Linked DNA regions of Homo sapiens: all the other regions are linked to region 1. The links are chromatin contacts, found by Hi-C or POLR2A ChIA-PET in ENCODE. All regions are on one chromosome and are shown on one strand. Each heading gives the region's core, a stretch centred on a gene start or an enhancer-like site at or near the end of the contact. The rest is flanking DNA. Distances are from core to core; before and after follow the strand shown.

Evidence for each region. A loop is a pair of places that touch in the nucleus more often than their neighbours do. ChIA-PET counts read pairs that join two places held with the same protein, here RNA polymerase II (POLR2A). Pooled maps may share reads with other maps.
Region 2: a loop to region 1 is called in a map of naive thymus-derived CD4-positive, alpha-beta T cell, with 26 times the contacts of the local background. The contact joins the promoter of INPP5A here to the promoter of C10orf143 in region 1. A Hi-C loop is called at or near these places in 2 of 168 maps with a recorded cell type or tissue (CD4-positive, alpha-beta memory T cell and naive thymus-derived CD4-positive, alpha-beta T cell), 4 of 37 single-sample maps with no recorded cell type and 13 of 50 pooled maps.
Region 3: a map of naive thymus-derived CD4-positive, alpha-beta T cell shows a loop between it and region 1 (15-fold over the local background). The contact joins the promoter of LINC02870 here to the promoter of C10orf143 in region 1. A Hi-C loop is called at or near these places in 2 of 168 maps with a recorded cell type or tissue (both naive thymus-derived CD4-positive, alpha-beta T cell) and 6 of 50 pooled maps. POLR2A ChIA-PET finds 5 or more read pairs at or near these places in 1 of 52 experiments (MCF 10A).
Region 4: a map of naive thymus-derived CD4-positive, alpha-beta T cell shows a loop between it and region 1 (13-fold over the local background). The contact joins the promoter of STK32C here to the promoter of C10orf143 in region 1. A Hi-C loop is called at or near these places in 1 of 168 maps with a recorded cell type or tissue (naive thymus-derived CD4-positive, alpha-beta T cell), 1 of 37 single-sample maps with no recorded cell type and 8 of 50 pooled maps.

Annotation. Positions count from the first base shown.
Region 1 is chr10:130,108,391-130,113,351 of GRCh38, reverse strand. C10orf143 (chromosome 10 open reading frame 143) reads left to right here and starts at 2,522. Exons shown (of 4, transcript NM_001355042.2): 1 at 2,522-2,648. The coding sequence starts at 2,580. It overlaps LOC102724883 (a long non-coding RNA gene), which reads right to left and starts at 2,059. Exons shown (of 3, transcript NR_188169.1): 1 at 1,236-2,059; 2 at 1-34. It also overlaps the pseudogene CTAGE7P. RefSeq lists enhancers at 1,218-1,347, 1,828-2,157, 3,018-3,197, 3,358-3,467, 4,058-4,317 and a silencer at 2,448-2,827.
Region 2 is chr10:132,535,037-132,539,997 of GRCh38, reverse strand. It overlaps INPP5A (inositol polyphosphate-5-phosphatase A), which reads right to left and starts at 2,211. Exons shown (of 16, transcript NM_005539.5): 1 at 1,827-2,211. The coding sequence starts at 1,901. It overlaps LOC107984282 (a long non-coding RNA gene), which reads left to right and starts at 3,075. Exons shown (of 4, transcript NR_158224.1): 1 at 3,075-3,272. RefSeq lists an enhancer at 1,261-1,310 and a silencer at 2,091-3,190.
Region 3 is chr10:132,441,569-132,446,529 of GRCh38, reverse strand. LINC02870 (long intergenic non-protein coding RNA 2870) reads right to left here and starts at 1,341. Exons shown (of 3, transcript NR_149317.1): 1 at 1,252-1,341; 2 at 751-834. LINC03068 (long intergenic non-protein coding RNA 3068) reads left to right here and starts at 1,548. Exons shown (of 3, transcript NR_184030.1): 1 at 1,548-1,758; 2 at 4,187-4,269. RefSeq lists silencers at 2,602-2,651, 2,752-2,801.
Region 4 is chr10:132,305,647-132,310,607 of GRCh38, reverse strand. STK32C (serine/threonine kinase 32C) reads left to right here and starts at 2,658. Exons shown (of 12, transcript NM_173575.4): 1 at 2,658-3,036. The coding sequence starts at 2,775. RefSeq lists enhancers at 845-1,387, 1,388-1,932 and a silencer at 2,185-2,834.

The DNA of each region.
Region 1 (4,961 bases), core at 1,273-3,772:
ATGAAAGCCAAATTACATTACACCAAGATTTCGTCTACACCTCTATAAGGAAAGTAACCTTGAAATGACTGATCTGCTATTTGTTCATTCTTCCTGCTTTCCTCCACTTTTTCCTGCCTGTCAAACTCACCCACTCGGTCCTCATTGGAGCACCTTTCTATCTTGTAGACTGCCTGGTGCATGCAATGCTATTAAAAACCAATCAGATCTTTGAAACTAAATTTGTTGAAATTTTGTTCTTATACACATCTGAAAAGCAGCCATCAGTATAAAGGCCAGCGAATCAAAAGTGGGTAACAAAGCAAGTCATCTAATCTAAACTGCAAGACAAGCATTTTGAGAGGCCTACAACATACCTTATTTTCAATTCTGAAATGCAGAAAGTCCTCCAAATTAGTTTTTCCCCACGCTTGGAGTAAACTCATTTGAACTGATATGAGACTATTTACAACCTTTATTTATTTATTGTATTTATTTTATTTGAGACAGGGTCTCACTCTATTGGCCAGGCTGGAGTGCTGTGGTGTGATCACAGCCAACTCACTGCAGCCTCAACCTTCCAGGCCCAAGCAATCTTCCCACCTCAGCCTTCTGAGTAGCTGGTACTACAGGTGGGCGCCATAGTGCCCGGCTAATTTTGTTATTTTTATTTTGTAGAGACGGGGGTCTCACTGTGTTGCCGAGGCTGGTCTCAAACTCCTGGGTTCAAGCAATCCTCCCGCTTTGGCCTTCCAAAGTACTGGGATTACAAGCATGAGCCACTGTGCCTGGCCCTATTTACAACCTTTATATATCCCACTTAGGGTGAATATTTGTGAATACTCACACATTTCTGCTATAGAAACATTGTTTGACTACGGGGGCATACAATATATCTCACCTTTTTTAAACATTCAAAAAATTCTGAATTTCACAAACACATCTGGCCTGAAAGGTTTTTGATAAGGGACTGTGAATCAGTGGTGGCATAATTAGTCTTAGGAGTACTAACTAATAGGAGAAATGTTACATTTGTTAAGTACTTAGTTTGTGTCCAGCATTGTTCTAAGTATCTTCTAGGTAAATGCCTCATGTAATCCTCACGATCTCTATGCTTTATCATCCTATCCTTTATAAATGAGGAAACTGAGGGAGATTAACTATTTAATTTGCTGAGGATCATGCAGCAAATAGCCCGAAGAGGGATTCATGCGTTTCACCATAATGGTTAAGAACAGGGCTTTGTCAAAGGATACCTTCAACTGCAGCAGAATGATGGACTCAAATCACAGAGACACGACAAAGTGACGGGTAGTCAGCTGTGGGTTGGTTCAGAGGCTCAGGCTGTTCCGGCTCTAGGTGATTTCCTGCTTTCCTAGGGTTCCCACCAGCTGCCCTCATGGTGACAAAAAGGCTGCTGCAGCTCCAGGAAACTTACACTGGGCAAGGACAACAGGAAGAAAACAGCCCCCACCCACCCAACTCCCCTTTTAACTAGAAGATCTTTCCCGAAACTCTGCCTCAACAGACCTCGCTTACTTCTCCCTGGCCCGTACTAGGTCGTGTACCCATCGTTAGCCAATCGCTGGCAACGGATTGGCCCCGTTTTAATTTATCCAAAAAAGGCGCCAGTCTGGGCTGTTTGGAGCAGTCAAGGGAGCTCCGTGCTAAGGCAGGAGGGGCCTGGACATGCGGCTGCAGGAGTCCGGGCCTCGGTGCCCTAAGATGAGGGCTCAGTGGTGCTCAGCACCGCGCCGGGCCAGAGACTGAGCCGCCGCCGGCTGTTGAGGGTTGGTTGGCTGAATCCCCGGCAGGGGCCAGGCGGAGCGAACATCACCGCGGCAACTGCCTCCACAGCACACACTCCCGACAGTGGCTGCGCTTTTCCCCTTCAGCACAGCCCAAAGGCCCCGGCAGCTCAGCACCTGCGACCTCCTAGTGCCCTCCAGCCTACGGAGGAGTAGAAGTCCTTCCGGGGCCTCCCAACCAGCAGCCACCAGCCACCAGCCACAAAAGCCGTGAGCCGCGCGGGGCTGGCCTGAAAGCTCTGCGTCTTCCCACCGCGGCAACAGCAGCTCCCACCCGGAAGCGAGGCAGCCCTGCGGACCACAACTCCCAGAAACACCCGCTGTCTCGCTCAAGCTAATTGACCCGCTGCGCCATCTATTAGCCAACCAGCCACAGGGAGACGGCTCCCCACGAGGCCTAACAACCAATCATAAGACAGAGGAGGCGGGCGCTCCTCCAGCCGATCCACGGGGTGTTGTCAAAAGTTTGGCGGGATCCTGAAAGAATGCTTTCTTTAGAGCCCCACGGCTGCTCCTGTGAAGGGAGAAGCGACAAGCAGAGATATGCAGGGACCTCTCTGCGAAGTAATGACTTGGGGCAGACGGACAACGCCCACAGCATCCCAATAGTCTCAGAAGACTCTGGTCTCTGCTACTCCTGCCTGCGGTCCTCGCCTTGGTGCTCTCGCGCTTCCCGCGGCGTCCCGCCCCTCCCTCTCCTTATTGGCTCCCCAGGGCCTTGTGCGGAAGGGGGCGTGGTGCGCGGGCCTCGGCCAGGCCTGAGATGCCGGGAGGGTTTGACCCTGGGGCTGCATGGACAGCTTAGCGCTCGGCCGCTGGCGACAGCGGAGGGCGGAGGATCTGCAGGTTCCGGGGGACGTGGTGAGCCCCCGGGGCCTGGGCGTTAGGGACGGGAGGGCGGATGGCCCCTGGGCGGGTTCCCACCGCGCCTCGTTTTTGCCGGCGCGGCCCTGCCTGTGAGGAGGCCTGGCCCAAGACACTCGCACGCTCGCGTACGTCCCTGGGAGGGCGTGGCCAGTGATGGGCGTGGCCTGTTAGGGCGGGGTTGTGACGCCGCTCTCCCGGTTTCGCGCCTGCGCGGTCGGGCGCGGAGCTCGGGCACCTTCCTGACCCACACGCTCACTGGGGCTCCAGACCCAGGCTCCCTAAAACATGGGCCGAGACTCATTGCAGGACCTCGGGTGCTTGGTATCCGTGTCATGTCTTCTCCTGCCGTCTACACCTGACTGTTCCTGAGTCTCGTTCACTGAGCGCCTGCCACGTGCCAGGCCCAGGGCTGGGTGTTGGGGGACGAGTACGTGGGGAGCGAACACGCGCAGAAAATTACCCGGCATTGAGCGTGTTAGTGCTTCTTGGGCTGAGTCCATTAACTGATGAGCAGAGGGTAAGATGAGATGGTAATGGGGAGACTTGCACAAGATCCCAGGGTGCGTGGGTAAGTCAGGTATGTGTGAGACTTGAAGGATGACCGGGGGTAGGCAGGATGGGAGGTGACAAAAAACAGTGTTGGAGGAAGGAGCTTAGCGTCTTAGGGGCACTGAAAGAAGTACTGCAGGATTGGAGCTGGAAGACAGAGCTGCTTGGCATTCCTGTATTTTATCTTCCACCTCTGCTTGCAAATTGGCCAGTTCTTACTTAACCTCGTTTATTTCAAAGTTCCTCGCTAGGGGCAGCAGTGAGCAGCCAACATACCGCATATTTGCTTTTTTTTTTCTTCTAGAGCTACACAGGCTTGGTAAGTGCAGGATCCGTCTTCCCAGTTAATACAGGCAGCATTTTTTTAGATGTCTTTACTGCGTAGCGGGAATGACTAGCTTTCTACCCTGCACCATCTCTTTCCTCACTACTCACTGCCTGGCCGTGAAGCCAGTACCACTTAGGTTTCTATCACAGCCGCACCCCTCCTCCAGGTACCAATTGTTATATTACTAGGGTGCAGGTTACCCCAGTAATATAGTAATAATATGGTATAGTAATGTAGTATAGTAATAGTATAGTACAGTAATATAGCAGGTTAGGGTGCTTTTGTAACCAAGAGCCTTCAAAGCACGCTGGCCCTAACAAGATGGAAGTTTGATTCTCCTGCACAGAACAGCATGGACGTGAGCAGTCCAGTGGGGTGGAGCCCAGGGTCACTAAATATAGGCGTAGGGCTGGTGGTACCCAGATCAGGGGATATGCGGGGACCTAAGTTCCTTCCCCTCACACCATCCCCTGGGTGTCACCCTCCTCTGCATAGCCAAGGGTGGCTCACTGCTACTGTGCTACCAGATGGCAGAAAAACAAACAGAAAAGTGACATGATTATGCTGATGTGTTGAGACCTTACTTCACTGCCCTGGAAAATGAAAGGTGTGATCAGGGTGCAGGCAGGGAGGCAAGGCTTGTGGCTACAGTAGTGTGTCAGAGGAGAAGTGGCAGAGGTTTGCACAAGAGAGGGCAGTGGGGTGGTGACACTAGAGAGACGTGACTGTGTAGAGGGAGAGCAGACAGTCTCACTGATGGAGTGGCAGTGGCAGGGTAATGTGAAGAGTGGAGTCCAGGGTGTTGTAGGGGTTGACTTGAGCCCTGCGAGGGCAGTACTGCTGCTCCTTGAGAGAAGAGTGGTGTGGAGGCAATGAAGAGCTCCTGTTAGGCCATGCTGTGTTTTCTGCGACTTTGAGACGTTTAGTGGAGACGTGGCAAATACTGCTAGTGATTGAATGGTTATCATGTGGATTATCTGAATTTCTTTAATCAACTAAAATTTATTTAAGCATAAAGTTACTTTCACATTTGTCTACACCTACAGTAAATACAGTTGTTGGCATAAAGACACAGCCTTTAGAATTTAAAGCCTCCCCACCTGCAAGATTACATACGTAAAACTCCCACTGTTGTTTCTATAATAGTGGATTAATCAAATTAAAATAGTTATACTATCGAATAAAATACAATGGAAATAATTTACTTATAAGATTCATATTTAAATCATCCTTATTTACAAAATACTATCCTAAGAATTATAATTCCATTAAGTTTCAATTTGAGCAAAAGTGTAATCACTTAAGTAACAGCAGTTACTTGAAATGAGATCAGTCAGAATTACTTTTGAAGAGAGCAAAAATATTGCCAGGTATCTTGCTGCGGTTTTGGATGTTCCGTAGCAGGCTCATTTGAAGGCGGAATCAGCCCT
Region 2 (4,961 bases), core at 962-3,461, 2.4 Mb before region 1:
AACATAAACCTAGATGAAGTTGTTAATAATAAAGTGTGAGGAAAACCAGTTCCTCCCCAGCAGGTCAGTATAATACATGGGCACCTGGAAGTTAAAATAAGAAAAACAGAAAAACAGCGCCTTTTGTTAATAAAAACCAAACCTAGCCTGTGCATGAACTGAGCTTCATCAAACACTTCACCCATGCTTGCTGCCAGCAAAGACACAAGACCTCCTCCTGAAATGGAAACCACGCGTGCATCAGTGGCACACATCCGTCATAAAGCTGGTGCGGTGCCCCACTGTTCACCTAGGGAGGGAGGGAGGGAGGGAGGGAGCGTCCGTGGCTCCACGGCCTCCATCTGGGCCACTTGGAGCCTCACTCTGCTTTATTTGGGTTGGCAGCAGGAGTACCAACAGCAGGGTGGCACCGTGGCTGAAACGCCAAACTAGGTCAGACCGGCCTGCCTCTGGGGAGCTCCCAGTGCGCCCTGGGCCTCAGCTCCCTGGTCTCTCCAGAGATGGGGGCACCCTGGGATCCTGGGTGGGAATGAGGCTTGGGTGGGAGGGGCCCTAGAAGGTAAAGGCCATAGGCAGTCAGCATCCCCTTTCTGGCCCTGAAGAGCTTCTCAGCATCTTTTTCTTCAATAAACAAGAAATATAAAGTCCTACAGTGCTTTACAGACTTCCCTTATTTACGAACTAAAGAGATACTAAGTGGCAGGGTTAAATGGGGGCACCCTACCCTCTGGCCCTGCAGGGACAGACAGACAGTGAGGCCGGCACCCAGGCATCCAGGAGCTGGGGCTGACAGCCAGAGTGGAGGGCCTAGGCTCAGAGGACAGGGGCCAGGGGTGGGAGTCAAGGGTTAGGGTTTGGGAATTCTGCAGGCTCAAGGCCCAGGCTTTAAGACCAGGATTCAGGATTCAGGATTCAGGGGCAGGAGCTTGTTGGAGGAAGGGGCCAAGGATGGGATCTAGGAACCAGAGTTAGGGGCAGGGTCCAGAATTGGGTTTGGGGCCTGATTCTGGAACCAGGGTTCCAGGTTCAGGGGTCAAGGACAAGTGTTCAGGGCCATAAGCTGGGGCCTGAGGTTGAAATTCAGGGTTCAGAGTCAGGCTAGATTGGCTTTAGAGGCAAAGGGCCACAGTATGAAGGCTGGGATTCTAGGGCTAGAATTCAGTGATTGGGGAACAGGGACAGGAGGTTGGGGCCACAGCCCTGTGTCAGAAGTTCCTGGGTTAGGGTTTGTGGTTATGTTTCAGGGTTTGGGGTCCAGGGCTCAGGGACCAGAGACAGACGTTTGAGAGCAGGTTCTGTAACCAGAGTTCTGCAGTCAGGATTTGTGGTTCCAGTGACCATGGACCTGGGGTTCAGGGCCAGGGTTGGGGATGGGCATTCCAGGGCCAGGGTTCTGAGGATTCGGAAATCAGGGCTGGGGCTGGGTTTGGTGCGCACAGACCCGGTTTCTGGGGTTTGGGTTCCAGGAACTGTTAACAGGGGTTCTGACAGGGTTTTAATATTGGAGTTTCGAGGTCAGGATTTGCAGACAGGAGTTCAGAGGCAGGGTCCCAGGGTCAACGGTCAGCTGCTGGAGTCTGGAGGATGGGGTTCGGGGATTCAGGGCCCAGGTCTTCAGGTCTCGGGCTTGGGGATCAAGACAGGGGTCTGGGCTCCCAGACTTGGGAATCAGGACAGGAGTCTGGGGTCCCGGGTACAGGGATCAGAGTCTGGGGCCTCTGGGTCTGGAGGTTCACGGTCCAGGGTCCAAGGCTTGCAGTTCGGGACCCCGGGGTCAGGGTCGGGGGTTCCGGGCTTGGGGCCTGCCGCCGGCACGGGGGACTTACGTCGTCGAAGAGCGAGCCCACGTTGGCCGTGACCAGCAGCACCGCGGTGCCCGGGGCGGCCGCCTTCCCCGCCATGGTGCCCGGGCGGCGCGGGCGCTGGGCTGGGCGGCGGCGGCGGCGGCCGCTTCCTCCGGGACCGGCCGGCCGGGGTCTTCGCGGGGCCGCGGGGCGTCAGCTGCGCCGGGGGGCGGCCCCGGGGCGCATCGCGGGCTCGGCGGGTCGGCCGGGCCTGGCCGGGGCTCCGGCCTCGCGCTCGCTCGCTCGCTCGCTGCTCCGCGGCCCCGCGCCCGTCGCTCGCCGCCGCGCCTCACAGCGGCCCGCGCGCAGCCATTAGATCCGCTGGGAAAGTTCCCGCAGCCGCCGCCGACTCAGGCTGAGGGCAAGTCCCGCCCCGCGGAGCCGAGCCCGGGGCGGGGCCTGGGCGGGGCGGAGCCTGACTCGGGGTGGGGCCTGTGCGGGGTGGAGCCGGGCCTGGGGCGGAGCCTTGCTGGGGGCGGAGCCTTGAGGTGCGGAGCCTGAGTTGGGCCTAGATCTGAACAGAGTGGGGCGGGGCCTGCGGGGGGCGTGGCTTGTGCGGGACTTGGTGTCCTTGTGGAGGCGGGGCCTGCCCCGGGGCGGGGCCTCCTTTCGGGGCGGGGCCTACGCGGGGCGCTCTTGCGACCGGCGGCCTAGTACTGGTCGCTCCCGGAGGGCGCTCCTGTCAGTCAGGCCCGCAAGAACGCCGCGCCCCCGCCCCGCCCCCCGCGCCGCGGCTGCGCACAGACTCCGCCCTTCGCACTTCTATGACGTCACGGCCCTGCTCCGGCGGCGCCTCTTAAAGGGGCCCTGGGTTCCGGGCGCCGGCGGCGGGTGCGCTCTCTTGCGGCTCTGAGGGGATGTTCCAGCCCCCGCGCGGCCGCAGTCGTCCAGCCGCGTGCCGGGCGTGCGGGGGAGGGGAGCCCACCGGGGCGGCGGCAGTCGCGCCTGCAGGGGCCGGGCCACGCGCGCCCGGCTCTCCGCGCAGACGGAGCGTGGACCGTGCAGCTTCCCGGCGCGTCCACCCGGCTCCCTGGCCGCGACCTCACTCACGAGGAGCGGCTGCGGCCCAGAGAAGACGGAGGGGAGGCGGCGTGAGGCCAGGCGCATCCTGACGTCGCGGAGGGCTCCGGCCCGGGCCAGGCTGGGTCTCAGCGCGGGGCGTGCAGGGAACCCTCGCAGGGACGAAGGGGGCTCCAGGGGAGGGGGCTGGTGCGGGCCCAGGAGCGCAGAGCACGGAGGAGCAGCCGGCTCGGCGCGGGCCCCGGGGCAGCGATGCTGATCCTGGCCGCCGGAGGGGCCAGAGCATGGGCTGGACCCTGGGTCTGAGGCCGCGGGGACACAGCCGCCGTGAACCGGGACATGCCTGTAGATGGAGGAGGAGAACCACATTTGTCATCTTAAAGCTTCCAGTAGCTACATTTTTTAAAGGTAACAAGTAATAGCCAAAGTTAACAATACGTTTTACTTAACCCAATAGATAGATACATCATTCAACATGTAACCAGAATTTAACAACCTCAGTGAGATTCCTTCACAGGAAGGCTTTGCACGGGCACCTGCCTCTTGGCAGCAGCTCACAAGGCCGCTTCCAGTGCTCAGCAGCCCTGTGTGGCCAGTGGCCACCATGCGGAGCAGGCACTCCGGAGGATTTTGTGGACACAGATTTAGGGGCGGTCAGGGCCTGGCAATGGGCTCTAGCGAGGCTAGCCTCCAGCTTCTGAGTAAACCGCCAAGGCAATGCCCAATGACATCAAAAGGGGCTTGTTCTGTTCTAGGAAGACACCTGCTGCCAGGGCGGGGCGGCAGGAATGGTGCTGCAGGCTCGGGCCCCAGGCCTGTGCTGAGGCCGCATCACTGGCTTGTGTTAACACCCCCAGGGTTCCTCCTTACGGCCACCGCTGAGCAGGACTCCAGCAAAATCCATTTGATGTATAAACCAATGTCTACTTTAGTCAGTAGGTGCCTGCTACAGACTGAATTCCGCCCGCCCCACCCCACCCCACCCCGCAAATTCATGGGTTGAAGCCCTAACCTCCAATGTGACTGTATTCGGAGGTGGGCTAGCGGGGGTAATTAATGTTAAGTCGTGCAGTAGGGCTGGTGTTTAATGTTAAGTCGTGCAATAGGGCTAGTGTTTAATAGAAAGGGCTCAGTGCTGTCCCCACCCTTACATGTGCAAAAGAAGTGGCAGTGTGAGTGCACAGTGGGAAGCTTCACCCCAGCCAGCCACAAACCCTGCACCAGAAATCCAACGCTGCTGGAACTTGATCTTGGATTTCCAGCCCCCAGAACTGTGAGAAGTAAAAGTCTTGTTTCAGCCTCCCAGCCTGTGATATTTCGCTACAGCAGCTGAAGCTGACTGATGTAGTCGCTTATTTTTCTTTTTAACAAAATCAGCACATGCTAAGGGTACCCTTAGTAGAAACCAAATGTGGGGGTGTCACTGATCCCTGGAACGTGCTTTCTGAGAAGGGACATTGCCTCCTCACTTCTCCCCGCAGGCTGTGCCCTCACACCCGGCTGAGGCAGCGTCCCCCACCCCTTGTGCCCTCCCTGCTCCCCCCTCCTCCTCTCCTCGCCAGCCAGCTCCTGCCATGCCTGGACGTTGGCCTCTGCCCTTCCTCCAGGCAGCCACCTCCTCTTTCCCATGCACCCCTCACCCACCACAGGTTCAGCCCCTCACAGTTCTCCTGCCTCCTATATTCCGTGCTCATTACCAGAACCTCCAGAACCCAAGGGGGTGCGGCCTGGACCTCCCACTTCTGCATCCACGGCCCTGGGCATAGCCTGGATGTTCTCATCACCAATGACCACACCAAGGCCGAATCCAGGCACCTTGCCCTCCCCACCACCTCCTCTCCTTTGGTTTCACTTCCGTGGGACCTCATGGAAACCTACAGCCCATGCTGCTCCCATGCCTTCGTTAGCCACCGCCACACGTGCACACCCACACAGAAACACATGCACACGCATGCACTTGCACGCACACACATCTGCACATGCGCATGCACGAACATGCACACGTGCACACATGACCACGCATGTGCACACCTCTTCTTCCTGCCTTACTCTGCTTCTCTCTGAGGGTAGAATCACTTTGTGTACCCACTCCCTCCC
Region 3 (4,961 bases), core at 92-2,591, 2.3 Mb before region 1:
TTCTACCCCGGGCCTCTCCAAGAAGCTGCTGGAACCTCCCCACACGCCTCTGCAGGTCAAGGGTACCCAGGGCCCACCCTGAGGCCCCTATGCCCTCGCCCTGGCCCCACCACGGGGCTCCTCTGCCCAGACGTCCCAGGTCCAGAGTGGAGGCTCAGCCTTGGGCCTCAGTCCGCTCCCGGCCCGGATGTGAGGGTGGGTCGCAGCTGCACGGCCTCGCTGCCCACCAGGCCTGCGGAAGGGAGGACACGCCCTCCCACAGACCCTGTGATGGCGGCTGCCATGGAAGGTGTCTAGGCCCTTTTGGGCATCCCCTGCCCCCGTCTAGGTCCCCAGGTACTTGCAGAAAAGAAGGGGTGAGCACAGCCTTCTGTAAGGGGGCGCCCGAGTCCTGGCCAAGGTGGCCGCCCACCCTGGGGCTCCACAGTCCAGGCAGCCACCTCTTCAGTCTCTCCCCTTAATGTGGGGCAGAGTGGATAGAGGGACTCCCTCCTCTGACCAGCCAGGCAGGCAGGGAAACCCGGGCACGGGAGCCCAGGGCTGGTGGCCATGCCCTGAGGGAACTGGCTGCACTTGCAGCCCAGGCCACAGGCCCCAGGACACCCCAGACCTCTTGGCAGGACCCCAGGGTTAAAAGGCAGTTTGTGGCGCCACTTCTCCCCTGATGATGGACACCTTGAAGGGGCTCTGGGCACCAGCGGAACAAACGTCATAGGGAAACTCAGCAGCTGACCTACCACCAGGACCCACCTGTCCTCTGCCCTCCCAGAATCCTGGTCATGCGTCCAGCAAGCTCCCAGGGAGGACACGCCAGGCACTGGGCCCATGGACACGCTGTAGAGAAACGCCGCAATCGTTAGGGGCATGTGACTAAGACGCCTCCTTCCCATAGGCACCCACGGGGTGCGGCTCTTTCCAAAACGCCACATTAAAACAGCTGCAGGAGGACCGAAGGGGCCTCGTGCCCATCCCCTGCTGCTACTCCCCAGCCCGCCCTCAGCCTCCTGCCGCTGGAGCTCTGCCCACCTGCACACCCCACTCTTCTTCATCCCCAGCCCCATAAGCGAGACTACCTTGAGGCCAGTAGGTGCTTCCTGAGAGTTTAGGAATAACAGGGGAACTACAGCAAATAGCAACAATTTTAAAAGCAAACAAGGCATCAGCCCTTGCCATCCTCAAGCCGTGACCACCCCTGCCCAGGACGGAGCTCCAGCGGCTGCACACTTCCCCCAGGGCTCGCCCTGCAGCTACCTCTCAGCTCCTGGGAGGAAACTCCACATTTCAGCTGCTTTATACCCAGAGAAGCCTCCTGCCTCCCTTCCCAGTCCTGGCAGATCCTGGGCCTCTCCTGCCTGCCTGGCCTCTTGGAAATAACTGGCTGAGCCTCTCTGTGTGTCTGGCACAGCATGGGGCCCAGAGGCCAGAGCCACCGGAGGTACCCTGCAGAGAGGGTAGGGTTGCAAAATCCTCCCCCCCACCCCCACAACTGCAGAACACACCCTGGGCCCAGCTGGGCTCTAGAGGTGCCCAGGAGAGGGAACTGAATTATTTCAGGAATTGGAGATGCCCCTGTGGCTGAGGAGGAGCTGGGGCTGGGGCCGGGGCCAGGGCCGGGGCTCTGACCTGCCACTCTGCCCCACATTAAGGGCAGAGACCGAAGAGGTGGCTGCCTGGACCTTGGAGCCCCAGGGTGGGCGGCCACCTTGGCCAGGACTCGGGCGCCCCCTTACAGAAGGCTGTGCTCACCCCTTCTTTTCTGCAAGTACCTGGGGACCTAGACGGGGGCAGGGGGCCTGGGGGTCTGGGCCTGGGGGCCAGACCCTCCATCATTTCCTAGGCTGGTGCTCAGAAATGGAGGAATCTCAGGACAGGTCCCTGTGGTCTACGGGGTGGCAGGCCTGAGGCTGGCCCTCTCTGCAGAGGACACCTTGGGGGCTGCTGATCAGCCTTGAGGCCAGAGATGGCTCTCACCTGCTTCCCCGTCACAGGACCAGCACTGTCAGCCTCACCTGGAGGCTTTCTGCAGGGCTGGTTCTCTTGTCCCATCAGTGTCTGTGTGGGGTCACCCTGTTCCCCTAGGAGGGTGGGTCTGCAGGGGGGAAGCCAGAGTGGCCCTTGGAGACCTCAGGACCCCAGAGGGAATGAGCAGGGAGCCTTGAGGGTCTGGAGGAGGAATTCAGAGAGGCAGGAAGCCGGGGAGCCCTGAGGAGAGGCGAGAGGGAGTGAGCGAGCGGGGGAGGGAGTGAGGGGGGAGGGAGCCCTGAGGAAGGGGAGGGGAGTGAGCGGGGAGGGAGTGAGGAGGGAGGGAGCCCTGAGGAGAGGGGAGGAGAGTGAGTGGGAGTGAGGGGGGGAGCCCTGAGGAGAGGGGAGGAGGAGTGGGGGGGTGGGGAGCCCTGAGGAAGGGGAGGGGAGTGAGCAGGGAGGGAGTGAGGCGGGGAGCCCTGAGGAAGGGGAGAGGGAGTGAGTGGGGAGGGAGTGAGGGGAGGGAGCCCTGAGGAAGGGGAGTGGGGGGAGGGGAAGGGTGAGGCAGGAAGCCAGGGAGCCCTGAGGAGAGGGGAGAGGAGTGAGGGGGAGGGGAAGGTGTGAGGGGAGTGGGGGTTGAGAGGAGAGGGAAGGAAGGGAAGGGGGAGGGGAGGGCGATGGGGGAGCCCCCACAGACACCCCAGCTGCTGGCTGGGCGCTGGGCACCCCCCAACCGTTGGGCCTTGCTCCCACTAGGGGCAGTCGTGTCCCAGCCCCACAGTCAGGTCTGAGTCAGGGACCCGTGGCGCCCGCCCTCCCTCAGCTGAGCTCACCAACAGCTGAGAAATATTCATTTAAAAAAGCCCCCATTAAAGAGCTAACTCATTGCTGACACTGCAACTTTTTATTTTATTTTATTTTATTTATTTATTTATTTTGGAGACGGAGTCTCGCTCTGTCGCCCAGGCTGGAGTGCAGTGGCGTGATCTCGGCTCACTGCAAGCTCCGCCTCCCGGGTTCACGCCATTCTCCTGCCTCAGCCTCCCGAGTAGCTGGGACTACAGGCGCCCGCCACCACGCCTGGCTAATTTTTTGTATTTTTAGTAGAGATGGGGTTTCACCGTGTTAGCCAGGATGGTCTCAGTCTCTTGACCTCGTGATCCACCTGCCTTGGCCTCCCAAGGTGCTGGGATTACAGGCGTGAGCCACCGCACCTGGCCTTATTTTATTTTATTTGAGACAGAGTCTCACTCTGTTGCCCAGGCTGGAGTGCAGTGGCACGATCTCAGCTCACTGCAACCTCCGTCTCCTGGGCTCAAGGAATTCTCCTACCTCAGCCTCCCAAGTAGCTGGGACTAAAGGCGTCCCCCACCATGTCCAGCTAATTTTTGTGTTTTTAGTAGAGATAGGGTTTCACCATATTGGCCAGTCTGGTCTTGAACTCCTGACCTCAGGTAATCTGCCCACCTCGGCCTCCCAAAGTGCTGGGATTACAGGTGTGAGCCACCACACCCGGCCTGCAACTTATTTTTATATTAAAAAATTTGAGTCCTTAGAGGACGGAGGCCTACAGAGCCATGGGCCAGGCAGAGCAGAGGCAAGAAGGCAGAGGTGAGGGTGGCACCGTCCCCTGCCGGGGCCTGCAGTGTCATCTGGGGCTGGATCTCCAGGCCCCGTCCTCCTGCGACCACCTCGCTGCCCATGTGAACCTGTGGTCAGCCCCGGGGACCTCGGGGAGGCAGGAGGAAGTGTGCACCCTGCCCTGCCTGCTGGCTGGGAGCCCACGGGGTGGGCAAGGGGTGGGCAATGCCTTGTGACGTCTCCCATGTGGCTTCCTTCATTTTTTCTGAAGTGCCCTGGTCCTTTTCCTTCTTTTTAAACATTTTATTGTGGATGTGTCCCACCCCACTTAAGGAAGAGTCTAGTACCTCATGCCGGCCGCCCCGTCCTGGCCCCCCGCCCATTCCGGCCCCCCCATTCCGGCACCCCATTCCAGCCCCCCCATTCCGGTCCCCCCATTCCGGCCCCCGCATTCCAGGCCCCCCATTCTGGCCCCTCCATTCTGGCCCCCCCATTCCAATCCCCCATCTGCCCCCCCCATTCCGGCCCCCCCATTTCAGCCCCTCCATTCTGCTGCTGTCCCTTGGTGTGTGAATGTTTCCGTTTGTCTCTACAAGATCACGAGTTCCCTGCGCTGAGCTCTTTTTCCTTTCCCCTTCCCCAGCGCCCCTGCTCTGTGCTGCATTTGGAAAGAACCTAAATGTCCTCCCTCTGAAGACTGGTTAAACATCTGGTTATGATCCAGTGGTAAGCAGTGCCTCCCTTGGGTTAAGAATACACACGCACACATGCATACACATGCGTAAACACACACATGTACACACATGCACACTCATACACTCACATGCCCACTTATACACATACATGCACACATGCACTCCTAAACTCACATGCATGCGCACACACGCACATGCACACACACGTGCACACACACACTCATACACATATACGTACACACATGCACACACACGTGCACACATGCAATGCACTCATACATACATGCACACATGCGCTCCTACATTCACACACACATGCGTGCACACACGCACACGCACATGCACACTCACGCAAGTCACACGTGCACATACGCACATGCACACTCATATGCACACACGCACACCCACACTCACATGCATACGCACCTGCTAACAGCCCTGAGGAGGGAACCCCGGGTTAACAGGAGCTGCCCCTGAATGTGTGAGGGATGGGCTGGTTTAGGATACCATGCTTGGCTGTCAATATTTTGTAATTGTTCTGTAAAAAGAGTGGATTCATTTTGTAATAAGCAAATAAGCTTAAAAAAGAAAAAGAAATCTGGGATCAGGAGAATTCGGGGTTTTACCCACCTTCGCTTTAAATTCCATTTCTGCTCTCAATGTTTGGTAATGGTTTCACGGCCTTTTCAATTGCTCACGTGAGTGTTTTCAACCACCAGCTCA
Region 4 (4,961 bases), core at 1,409-3,908, 2.2 Mb before region 1:
TACTGGCCTCACTGCCCCTTCCCATCCACAGCTGACTCTGTCCCAGCCTCAGTCCCTCCCAGCATCCCCCTAGAACTTCAGAGCTACCTCCCATGAGGCACCAGGGGTTGGCATCCTCTTGGGGACAGCAGTTCCTGACCCCTCCTGTCTCATGCCTACACTGTGCACCTCTTAACGCTCAGTCTTGTGTTTGCCTGGACCCTGAGCCGTGGCTGGACAGTACAAGAGTTGCACCTGGACAGTACAAGAGTTGTGCCCTGAGCCCACAGGCCCCTCCAGGGCTGATCTGCACTGGCCAAATCTTAGGACCCGGCATTCTTTTGGGAGCTGCTGTTTCCCTACAGATCCTTCCTGTTTCCTGACTGAGAGGCAGGTGCCTGGCTTGGTGTTTGAGGCTCACAGCAAGGGTGAGGTTGGAGGGTCTCCTAGTTAAGTGTGCAGATGTCCCCATGAACCCCTCTGCCCCCCTGCACTCTTGTCTTCTGCAGGACTTGGTATCCCTAGGTCAAGAGCCCCTTTGGACCCTCAGACCAGAGGACTGTCCATCCCCAACTGCCCGGGCCGGGGAGGCGTCCTGGGCTCTGGCTGTATTCACATTCTCCCGCCTTTTGGGGTCCTGGTTACCTGCAGGTCCTCAGCCTCTCCAATCTTCAGAGTCAGCTTTCTACCTGCTGTCTGAAGTCTATTAACATGTCTTCCCTTCTCCTGTTCCCTCTTAGGTGGTGGTGGGGACGTTATATCTTTTATTCCTTTTCTGCCACTTTTAGGGGTCAGAGGGAGAGGAGGAGAGGCGATGATGTAAGTTCAGAGGCTGCGTGTTTTGGGAGGAGCCCTGGGGAGTCTGATGTGTGCACCGGGTACGCAGGGTTCCAGGCACTGCCCTGCCTTGGTACCTCCCCTTCCAAACGCTCCTTCACCACTCCTGCTGGGATGGGCACCGAGGGCTTCCTCTGAGGCAGGTGCTGAACCCACTGCCTTCTGCGTGCCTGCTGGAGAATGGCAACTTTGAGGGAGAGCAGGGAACAGAGCTTCGCAGCTGCAAGGGCTGAAAACTCGGCTCTGTGCACTGGAAGTTAGAGACCGATGCGTTTGTGCTAGCCAGGCAGGGAGAGCTGCGGTGGCTGGTTGGTCAGGTAACCTAGGTTATGCTGCCATAAAAATACCCTCTAAATCTCAGTAGTGAAATGCATGCCATGTGTCCTAAGCGGGTGCATGTCCAGGTGGGTGCATGTCCTAGGCGGGTGCATGTCCAGGCGGGTGCATGTCCAGGCGGGTGCATGTCCTAGGTAGATGGGCATGGTTCCATTCCTTATAGTCCCCAAGGGATGGGGGCTCCTGTTGGCCCAGAAGCCACACAGACTTCCCGTGCTCACATTTCATGCATCAGGCGGTTAGGGCGGGCGGCCACACTGAATGTCAAAGGCCGTGGGGAGGCAGGGCTCACAGTGGCTGAATGACAGGGTAGACAGTTGTGTGCGGTGGGAGGGACGGGAGCGGGAGACACTGGCCTTGGAGCCATGTTGGGGATCCGCTCATCGTCCGGGCGGGCAGCAGGAAATCCCATCTAGGATTTCACCGAGGAGGAAGAGACCCCGTCTTTGTGTCCTGGTTACAGGGCAGAACTTAAGGAGGTAAAGGCTTCCTAAAGTCAAACAGCCCGGTAGCAAAAACTGATTCTTCAGTGACAAGCGCCAGGGGCAGGCGGCGAGGCTCCATGCAGAGCCGCGCCTTCTCCAGGGCACTCCAAGGCGCCCAGCACTTTCCGCGCAAGGTCGCGCCTGGCCCTGCGCAGGGGCAGAGGTGCCCGGAGGTCAAGCCGCGCCCCAGGCCTCCGAAATACGCCGAGTGCCGAGGCCCCTGTCGCATCTGGACAAGGGGACCCTGGGCGACTCGGGCACGCGGTCTCAGGCCGGACGGGGGTCGCGAGGATGGCACGGGGGTGCCCGAGAGCGCGGGCGCACGTGCTCAGGGCTTAGCGCCCACCCCAGGCGCCCGCGTGTGCGCGCGCGCAGCCAGGCCCGCCCTGCCCCACCCCACCCTCTGGCGCAGCGCTTGGACTCAGCCTGCCGCCTCCTGACCGTGAGCCGGGCTCTGCCCGGCAGATTCCCGCCGCCCGCATCCCGGGCCTGCAGCCCGGCCTCACCCTGCGCAAAGCAGAAGGCTGGAGTTTAGGGCTCCCCGCACTGGGCGGCGGAAGCCCGCGCGCCGGCTGTTTTCACGAAGAAGGCAGGGGAGGGAGGCCCCCGGAGACCGCGAGAAGGTCCCGCCGCCGTGCCGGGCACAGCAGTCCCCGTGCCAGGGACGCCGACCTCCGGGGCCCCAGGATACCCGTGGGGACGCTCCCTGCCTCCCTCGCTCTCGTACCCGCCGTCTAGTCTGAGCCGTGGTCCCCGTGTCCCGGCGAACCACAGCCCCCATCCCTAGACTGGTGGCGGCCACCCACTCCCTAGCGACACTCCAGGCACTAGCCCCGCCCCTGCCCCGCCCCCGGCTCGGCCCCGCCCCTACCCTTCCCGAAGCTCCGCACCTGCCACGCCCCGGCGCTCAGCTCCGCCTCGACCCCTTCCAGGAGCTCCGCCCCGCCCCCGCCCCTTCCAGAAGCCCCGCCCCTGCCCCGCCCCCAGCGCTCGCAATCTACGGGGCGGGTTCCACCGCCCAGAAGAGCGCACGGCGGGCGCTGCCGGCCCCGAGCGCTCCCGCTACCACTGCCGCTCCCGGCCCTGCCGGCCGGCCATGCCCCGAGTTCCGGCTGCCGCGCGCACCCAGACCCGGCGATGAGGAGTGGCGCCGAGCGCAGGGGCAGCAGCGCCGCGGCGTCCCCGGGCTCGCCGCCCCCCGGCCGCGCGCGCCCCGCCGGCTCCGACGCGCCCTCGGCCCTGCCGCCGCCCGCTGCTGGCCAGCCCCGGGCCCGGGACTCGGGCGATGTCCGCTCGCAGCCGCGCCCCCTGTTTCAGTGGAGCAAGTGGAAGAAGAGGATGGGCTCGTCCATGTCGGCGGCCACCGCGCGGAGGCCGGTGTTTGACGACAAGGAGGACGGTGAGTGCGGGCACGGGGACGACGTGGGGGCCGCGCGCTATTGCAGGGGCGGGCGCGGCTGGGCGGCTTTTTCCCGCAGGGGTTCCCCCGGTGTCCGGGACGGCTTCCCGGGGCGCCCCGGCTTCCGGAGAAGCTCGCGCCGGGTGGCTGCGGCCCCACGCGAGTTCTGGGCGCCCGCCCGCGTCCTCCGTTTCTAGTGGCGGCGCCGCAGGAGGAGCAGGCTGGGCCCGGGCCCTCGGGGCGAGGGTCCCCCGCGGCTGTGGCGTCTCCGGGCTTGCGCGCGCCTCCGCCCACCGCCCGTGGCAGCCCTGCTTTCCGCTTTCCGTGATCCGCTCGGGCCCACGTGCGGGCTCGTTTGTACTTTGCAGTTAGAGAGGCGCTCACCTGTGCCGCCCGAGTGCGAGTGAGGCTCCTGCCCCACAGGTGGCGGGGCCCGGCCGCTCAGAGGCTCAGTCTCCTTGGTGACCGCGCGGTGTCCATCCTCTGCTCACCCATGTGCGCTGGAGGCAGGGCCAGGCCGTTGTGCAAAGACCTGCCCTGCCAGGAACGAGTGCGCTGCTGAGTCCTGTAGATAAAGCCGCCAACCCCGGGGACTGGTGTCTCCTGAGTGACCGTGCAGCCGTGGGCGCCATAGAAAGCAGAGAAGGCAGGTGAGGTGACATGGGACAGGCCTGCAGGGACACCTCCCGGGGTGCCAGGGGGCCCCGGGGACCCCCGAATTATCACCTGCAGGGAGATGTGGTGCCGCGTCTGCCTGTGGGCACTGTAATACAGTCACATGCAGACATACAGCTCTTTTCTACAGGTAACATGCAAATCATTTAAAATCGTACATTGATGACACATTTCATGTTTTTTGACATTTTCTTAAAATACTTGAAATGTGCATTTTTCATTTATAGATAGCGTGCAGAGGTATGATGGATCCTTCAAAATTTTAGAGCCCAGCGCTCAGGAGCCAGGCTATTTACTTGCGATAAATAATTTAAGCATTATGGGAAATTACAGTAATACGACCTCAGGCCGGCGTTGGTGAGTGTGGGGCCGTGCACCGCCGTTCCTCCGGGAGACGGCACCGGGGATTCATGGTGTGCTGCCTAGAAGGAGGGCTGAAGGCCCAGCCACACCAGGCCCCACACGCTCCAGGGTGGCCCGTCACTGTGTCCTGAACTTCGGGACAGCAGAACTCACGATGGTGAATGTTTGAGAAATGTTTTTGTTTTTAACATAAATATTCAAAGTAAAGAAAGCCCAGAGTGAACTAGGAGCTGATCAGGAGGCAGATTTGCCTCTCGTTTCTGGCTGCGGGTTGAGAGAACGTCTGAGAAACGCATCTGGTTTAGCACTTGCTGGTGTCAGCCAAGAGCTGGCTGCTCTTCTGGGTCTCGGCACCGTGCTCTCCGGGGGTGGGAGTGGAGACAGTGGTGTGGCACTGGGCTGCCTTCAGCTTTGTAGGGTAGACTTCCCTGTGTGTTCACAGTGTGTTATGTCACAGAATTCAAGGATCACTAGAAAGGCAAAAAGAGCAAGCACAGAGTCTGTCTGTGGGGCTCACGGTCTGACTTGGGAATTCTTTCACATCCCCAGCATCACCGTATTTGCCTGTAGTAGGACGGCAGAGATTCGGCTGACGGTGTCCCACGGATGCTGCTGGCTCCGTATGGCTTGGTATGCAGCCACATCCCCAAACTGAGCACCCGCCGGGACTCAGCTGGGCTTTGTGTGGTGAAATCAGGAGGGCAAGACTAGGCCCTGGCCCGAATAGCAGAGGACATCTCTGGGCGGTGACCGCTTCCCTCCGCTTCTTCCTGTCACTGGCAGGGCACAGACAACTTGGGAGTCATAGCACAGGGTTTGCAGAAGAATGTTCTGCACCTCTGAGTGTGGATGCCGGGGACTCGTGTTGGTGGAAGGGATTCAGTTTG